Regions from separate parts of the Mus musculus genome. Here all the other regions are linked to region 3. Evidence: chromatin loops called from intact Hi-C (ENCODE). Cell type or tissue: left cerebral cortex. All regions are shown on one strand.

Region 1 (2,500 bases), 77 kb after region 3:
CAGACTCAACATTCCCTTACGGAACCACAAACCCCTGGGGGGTTTAGTTTATTATAATGGGAGGCCTTACAGTGTTTTGTACTACCCATGATGTTAGACCCTTTATTTATTTGGGTAGCTTGTTATCTACTCTGATCACACTTGTGGGACAAGCTTGCCGGTGTCATCAGTTCAGGTGATGACGGATGGGTGGTCAAGCCATGCCTCCTCACTGATGTTGCTTCCCTGCTCTGAAACATCATGTTTCATGTAGCCAGCTTCCCTGGTTAGCATCAATGTGCTCTGGCTTTCCCTTAGCTCTTCAAACTGGCAAGAGTTATGAGAGCCCCAGGGCTTCCCACACAGCAGGCATTTGGCACGAAAGCTCTCTTCCTGAGATACTCGGTGCCAATAGAAATAGCGGATCCGAACACAGCCCCTTTGTGCCAGCGGATTCTGCCTTCCATGTCGGCTGACCCGTTCACTTATCTCAGCAGATGCCACCATAATTAGCAAAGTAGGAATCCAACCACATGCCTTCCAGGAATACCCCAGGATGGATCTTCAAATACTTTACTACAGAAAACTTGTCTACACTTCCCTGTTCTCCCAGTTTAACGATGCAGCTCAAAGGTGAAGCCAACACTTTAATAGTTTTGTTCTTGTTTACACAATCCAGCACTTGGCAGTGGTCCCCAGGCCTGGCATCCATCTCTGTCTCAGAAGTTGTCTTTGATATATATTTTTTAAAAGATTTATTTATTTATTATATGTAAGTACACTGCAGTTGTCTTAAGACACATCAGAAGAGGGCATTGGATCTCATTACGGATGGGTGTGAGCCACCATGTGGTCACTAGGATTTGAACTCAGGACCTTCGGAAGAGCAATCAGTGCTCTTAACCATTGAGCCATCTCTCCAGCCCTATTGTTTTCATATTTGGTAGAATCAAGCTCCAAATACAAACTCAGCCTATGTTGGGCCAGCCAGCAAGATGGCTCAGTAAGTGAAAGGTCTTACGACCTGGGCTAGATCCCTGGGACCCACACTGTGGAAGAAGAGAACAGACTCCAATAGGTTGTCCTATGACTTCCCCACATGTACCATGGTACCCATACATGCACACAGTGTACAAACACAGAAATATATAAATAAATGTAACAACAACAACAAACCCAAGCCTGCCCTCCTGGAATTTGCCCTCTCTACATTAGCATACCAGGCTAAGGGAAGAGTAGGTGCAGTTAAGGGGCATTATTTATTTGACTTTGCACTTTGACTGTTATTCGTTTTACAAAATAACTTGATTTTTATTGGCAACCATCAGAATATGGCTTTTAAAAATTATCTGTAACTGCAGGGCTGATTTTAGAGTTCATGCCATTATTTTAGCGCCACCTGGGGACAAAGTTGTTTACTGCAGTGGAAAGAAATGGAGGGGATGCCCAAAACTAAACCTCCCAAACCTTTATAAACAGAGATACAAAGTTACTTCTTTTTGTTTATCCTAAGAAAGGTACTCCAGTTGCCAATGTCTAACTGTTGAATAAATATCTAGGAGGTGGGCATTGTTAAAACCACCTACAATGGAGAGGCACTGTGATAAAACTGGAAAGTGGACATACTGAATGTGAGTTTGGATGTATAATTTCCCACTGTGGCATGAAAAATTCCCAACTTACTTTCTTTCGTCTTCTGTCAAAACAGTGTTAGAAACTCCCCAGACAGAATGAATACCAGAAAGGAGGACTCTTGGGGAAGCGGTGATGGATGAGACAGCAGCAATGTTTGAAAGCAAAGCATGTCTACGGACAAGATGCAGTGTGCTCCGGGTAGTATGGCTTTCGGCAAAGCATGTTGGGAAGGAGACACTGTGAAGAGGGGGCTGTCCCATCATCGGAAACATGAAGTTCTAACCCCAAGGCTCCCTGAGGGGAAGCAGCTTCTCCTGTCACCGTGTCACAGGGTAACTGGATCTAAATGAACCTCTCCACACACCCCTGAGGGCATGACTGACAGGGCTGGGTGGAACTGGCTTGTCAATCTGGAGAATTTCATGACAAAATCCATGACTTGGTTTCAGTTCTTTGGCAGCAACTTGTTCAGTTTAGGATGAAAATCTGCCTCAGCAAACACAGTGTTCAGATTACAGTGCAGGGGCAGAGACAAGGTTGCCCAGTGGAAGGACTAACACAGTGTATCTGCCTGGAATGAGAGACACTAATTACAGCTCTTTTCTCCCGTGTTGACCGAGGCAGCCTGGGTCTAGACCCACTGTCTACAGAAACACACTGTGAACTGCAAATGTGCTTTAGCAAATTTAGTAGTCACATTTTGAAAAGTTTTAAAATAATCTTAGGTGAATTCTAATAGTATATTCTCTTTGTAAAACTGTACTTTACCCGACATAAAATAGTATTATTGTCATATAATGTAAGAACCGAGATTTTTACATCTTACAGTTAAATCTTCACAATCCAGTGTAAAGAAGCAGGGGATATAGATCAACTGGCAAAGCGC
Region 2 (2,500 bases), 71 kb after region 3:
GGCAAGTCATCTTTCTTTAGAAAAATCTCACAATCTCTATTTTCAATACCTCTATCCTAATATTTGCATTTTAAGTGCTGTTTCCTATTAAGCACCAAAATTTCTGGTTAGTACTAGAAATGACTGTGCCCTTTGAGTTTTGTGCTTTCTATTTGACATGCATTTTCACTTTATTTCACTTTTTCAACAAATTTTGTCTCCTGACTCGTCAATATTTGAGCTTTTCCTCCTACAGAGGCAGTGGCAGAGATTGTTAGATGTTTTCTAAACCCTTGTGTCTCCACCTTGTCTGTTCTCAGTAGCCAGTGATCCACGGTAGTCACATTTTCACTTTCATATGAGTGAGTTTAACTACACAGCAAGCAGGTTTCAAAGAAGAAAACTGTGAGCAGCCAAGAGAAAGCTGAGCATCCGATCAGACAACCACACACCATCAGCAGAAACTGACTGGGGAAGCCCCGGGAAACTAAAACAGGCAGCCGGAGCTTTTGATGGCTAGAGGGTCCCAGGCAGAACATCCTCTCCTGTACAATACTTCCAAGTAAAAGCACAGACAGCCACAAGTAGAGACAACATCATCACTGGGTGCATCCAGCAGAAACCAACTGGGCAAGCTCAGAGAGGCTTCCAGGCTTCCTGGTTGAGCTTTCTCTCCATGGGCTAGCTTCCTGTGGCTGAACTTGTGGTTTCTAAGCTCTTACCTGCTCCAGGTGCTTTCCAATCAGGGGATAAACAATAGTAACCTCTGTTGGAAGTAGTTCTCAAGGGCACAGCTATTTTGCTGTATTTTCTTCTCTGTTATAGGAAATAAGAGGACCAGCCTACCTCCCCCCCTCCCACCCCAGATAAGGAGTGTTGAGATAAACATTTTGAGATAAACATGTTTGGGTCTGAAATGGGAGGGGGTGCAGCCCTGCTTCCAAATAGTACATGACAATGTAATGTATGTCACACTCACCCCGGGCAGCATGGCTGCTTTTCTGGGGACTGGTGGAACAGACGGAAGGATGAGGGGCTATGGTGGCTTGAATGAGAATGGTTCCCATTCATAGATTCATAAGTTTGTATTCTTGGTTATCAGGGAGTGGCACTACTTGGGAGGGGTTGGAAGGTGTGGTTTTGTTGGAGTAGGTGTGGCCTTGTTGGAGGAGGTGTGTCACAGGGATGAAGGTGGGGGGCTTTGAGGTTTCAGGAGCCCCAGCCAGGCCCAGTGCCTGTGAATCCGAATGTAGAACTCTCATCTACATCTCCAGGAGGCTCTTTTTGGGGAGAACACGTTTTTTTTTTGTTTGTTTGTTTTGTTTTTTTGTTTTTTTTTTTTGTTTGTTTTTTAGATAGAGCCTAGACCAAAAGGCTTAGCTTGGTTCAGGAGCCCCTATGATCAACTGGAAGAAACATCACAGTGCCTGTCACTTGGATTTGTCTCCTGATATAAATATTTGAGTTCTGTTATAAGAACTGAAGGGGACTTCAGAAGTCCAAACACCTTTATTTTGATGTTCACCACAATCTTGGGACAAAGGAAAACAAAGGCACTATCCTACAATTTTTATAATGCTGCATGGTCCTGGTATTCAGGACCTCAGCAGGGACAGGAGCAAGCAAAGAGTCAGGATGATGCCTAGGGCAAAAGCCAGAAGGGCTCAGGGTAGGCAGCATGCCCTGCGACATGCAGTGGCTGTCCAGCACTGAGCAGTAGTGTCCAGAGGCAGGCAGCTGTGCCCTGAAGTGGGTTAGTACCCAGTTATAGGCAACAGTGCCACAGCCAAGCAGTGGTATTCACTGCAGGCAGCAGGACCCTCAAGCAGAAAGTGTTCCTCAAGAGAATGTGATATCCATGGCAGGCAACAGTACCCTGTTGGCAGGAGACAGCTGCAATGTGCAGAGGTAGGCCGAGGTACTTTGAAGAGAGGAAGCAGGTATCCCAGCAGAATCCTGTTGTCAAGAATCAGGCAGTAGTTCTCAGGGGTTTGAATGCTTTGACTGATTAGAGAAGGGAGTAGTCCCAAAAGCCTAGCAGAGATCGCCAGTATCAGACAGCCATCCCTCGGCGCAGACAGTGGCATCCATTGAGTGGCATCCTGGGATAAGCAGTGATACCCACAGGGAGGGGGTAGTGTCTAAACTTAGGCATAAGTATCTTGAAGGAGGACACAGAGTCAGAGGTGGACACCTCTCTGCAGGGTCAGACAGCAATGCCCAGCAACAAGGGACACCAATTCAATTTCTTGGGGGGTTGGGGGGGGAGGAGCACAGTACTCACATGGTCCCTGTGTCATGAGATAACTCTTACATAGATAGTATTTAGCTAAAGAAGTTTGGGAACACCACGTCTCAGAGGGGACAGGAAATGGTTGTCGAGGACATTGAAACCCAGAAACTACACAAAACAAGTGGGTGACTGCGTTATCTCTTGTAGACAGTCCAAAACCAACAGTTCAAGGCTAATTTACTCTGTGATGCAATGGGATGCAAGTCCACAATCAGCTTGTTATCCGTG
Region 3 (2,500 bases):
AAAGAACGGGTAAATAATGAGGTTCGGCTTCAAGCTCAAGCCGGCCTAACCTCAGAACTAAGTCTCTGCAATTAATTTCCACATCTATACAGTAATTCTCTTTAAGTGAGGTATGCCAGAGGCAAGGAGCTGTGCTCTGTCTAATGTCAGGAGACTCGTACTAATTAATGGACAACACAAGGACAGGCACCCTCTCCTATTCCATAACGCTGTTACAGAATGGATACCACGGTATGGCTGAGTTCTATGCAATTCAGCAGATGACCTTACCAGAACTTGTGGTGCAGTTATAGCCATTCACGCTAAGATCTTGAGACTCATTTGAGTATCTTGTGGCTATTACCTTACATTGTCCAATCACCTGTAAAAGAAGAGGATTTTAAGCCCTTATGGAACCCCAGTTTGACTTTGAGGAAACACAGCCACCATCTCTCATAACGTGTGTTTGGGGGTTTCTCCATCAGTCTTCTCTCAGACTGTGAGCTGCACACCACTGGCACCCCAAACCCTCATGAGAACACCTGTTTAAGTGGACTGTGACAATACCCCAAATGTTTTCAAAGAAGGCAGGACTAGATAGAGCCCCTCAGTGTGTAAACCTCTCACTTCAGGACTTGGCATCCTGTGTCTGCTCATTCCTTTGCACTCTCACTTACGACAGGGAGACTGGCCTCAGTATCCAGTATACACAAGATGAGACCTAGTTCCTCACTGCAACGGTGGCCATCACTGCTACCGGCAGTCTTCGCAGCACACAATCCCAGTTCATAAATGCATAGGCTGTGTGGTCTGGAAACAACACTGGAGTCCATATACTGAAGTCTAAAGATGTTTGCTGATTTGCCTAAGACTTGAAGCTGGTGATGTTATCTCAGGCGGCCACAAGAGTACAATTGAAAGTTAATATCATCTGTGTGAATCTTAAATCACCAGCATCTTTTCCCATTGTGGTAGCCCAGCATGTGGCGGTGGCTCCCGTGAGTGAGCGGACTAGAAGGAAGAATGGTGAGAGGAGCCCAGTGGTCCCAGTTACTTACTATTTCAGATTGCCACCTCGATGGAAGACAGTCATCCTGGGCTTTTGTGGAAAGGACCCAACAGTCAGACTCTATCACATCTAAAGCTAAGTAGTAGACTGTGGCCGTTCCCTAAGGGACACAAGGAAGGGACAGATCAGGAGGATGCAGGAACACAGAGATTTTTTGTTTTGGTTTATGGGTTTTTGTTGTTGTTGTTGTTCATTTTTTAAAAAATGATTTATTTATTCTTATTTTGTGTCCATTGGTGTTCATCTGTGTGAGGATGTTAGATCCCCTGGAACTGGAGTTGTAGACAGCTGTGAGCTGCCATGTGGGTGCTGGAAATTGAACCTGGGTCCTCTGGAAGAGCAGCCAATGCTCTTAACTGCTGAGCTACCTCTCCAGTCCCTTGTTGTTGTTGTTGTTGTTGTTGTTGTTGTTAAAGATGCGTTTATTTATTATGTATACTGTTCTGTCTGCATATATGCCTGCATGTCAGAAGAGGGCGCCAGATCTCGTTACAAATAGTTAGGAATTGAACTTAGGACCCCAGGAAGAGCAGTCAGTGCTCTTAACCTCTGAACCATTTTCCGGCCCTGTTTTTGTTTTAATAAAAGCAATATCTTCCTTTCCCTTTCCTTTCTTTCCCTCAATTCTCCTCCACTCCCCTTTTTCCTGCCCCCTTACCTTTCTTTCTCTCTTCTTCCTTCCCCTTTCTATTTCTCTATCCCTTGTTCATTCTCTCTCTTTTTAAAGAACAGGATCCCAGAATGTAAGAACCCAGTCTGGCTTTGAACTGATGTTTCTGCTTCACAGGCCCACATGCTGAGATTACAGGCATACACTACTGTAGATCCAGAGGTTTCTTCTTTCACCTTTAAAAAGCTGCCACTAAATGGTCTATTTTTTGGGGGGGGGGGGGTTGTGTTGAAAGTGCCAACCCAGAGTTAAAGGTGACAATAGCCACCACCTCCTCTGGTCTGTACTCGTCCTAATCTCTGTTCCTGAACTGGCTTTCCTTAATCTTATCTGAAGATAAACCTATTCTCTTGATCTCTCTGGGGTTCCCTTGTTCTCGGTGGCTTTACTAATTATTGTGTGTGTGTGTGGGGGGGGGTTGTTTCTGGCTATACAAAGTAAATCTGCATGGGGCTCACACCTCAGAGTTCAAAGCTCAGGAGGAGATCAAGAGTTCAAGACCAGCCTGAGTTAGCAGCAGCAGCAACAGCAGCAGCAGAACAAACAAGCAAGAAAAAAATATAAATACATCTTGCGATTATCAGGTTTTTTTTCCTTTAACCAATCATAAACAAGGCTAAGTGGTCCTTCCTTGAAACGTCTCTCATGTCTTATCTAGTCCATAGTTTGGCCACTGCCTCGGTCTGGTCCTCATTTCCGCATTCCTGGATACGTGAACAGCTTCTTAGTTCATATCCCTATCACCTGCCTCTGTCTCCTCAGTCCCATTGTGCCCCCTCCTC

Evidence for each region. A loop is a pair of places that touch in the nucleus more often than their neighbours do. Peaks named below come from ENCODE experiments on the same cell type or tissue, not always from the same donor. Only the 100,000 strongest peaks of a DNase experiment are listed, where the experiment ranks them.
Region 1: a loop joins it to region 3, with 2.6 times the contacts of the local background. A loop is called at or near these places in 25 of 42 quality-filtered maps.
Region 2: a loop joins it to region 3, with 2.3 times the contacts of the local background. A loop is called at or near these places in 25 of 42 quality-filtered maps.

Annotation. Positions count from the first base shown.
Region 1 is chr16:22,875,726-22,878,225 of GRCm38, reverse strand. Gm30505 (predicted gene, 30505) reads left to right here. Exons shown (of 4, transcript NR_110508.1): 4 at 1,688-2,500. It also overlaps a transcript of Dnajb11 not described here. Among named protein-coding and RNA genes, the nearest start is that of Ahsg, 15 kb to the left of the region's middle. In left cerebral cortex, a CTCF peak has its summit at 1,376 (motif pointing left); DNase peaks (open chromatin) are centred at 449 and 1,381.
Region 2 is chr16:22,881,537-22,884,036 of GRCm38, reverse strand. The region is part of intron 3 of Gm30505 (predicted gene, 30505); the gene reads left to right. Among named protein-coding and RNA genes, the nearest start is that of Ahsg, 9.2 kb to the left of the region's middle. In left cerebral cortex, no CTCF peak of the experiment used is centred here; no DNase peak of the experiment used is centred here.
Region 3 is chr16:22,952,307-22,954,806 of GRCm38, reverse strand. It overlaps Hrg (histidine-rich glycoprotein), which reads right to left. Exons shown (of 7, transcript NM_053176.2): 2 at 1,038-1,148; 3 at 271-361. Among named protein-coding and RNA genes, the nearest start is that of Hrg, 2.5 kb to the right of the region's middle. In left cerebral cortex, a CTCF peak has its summit at 1,518 (motif pointing right); no DNase peak of the experiment used is centred here.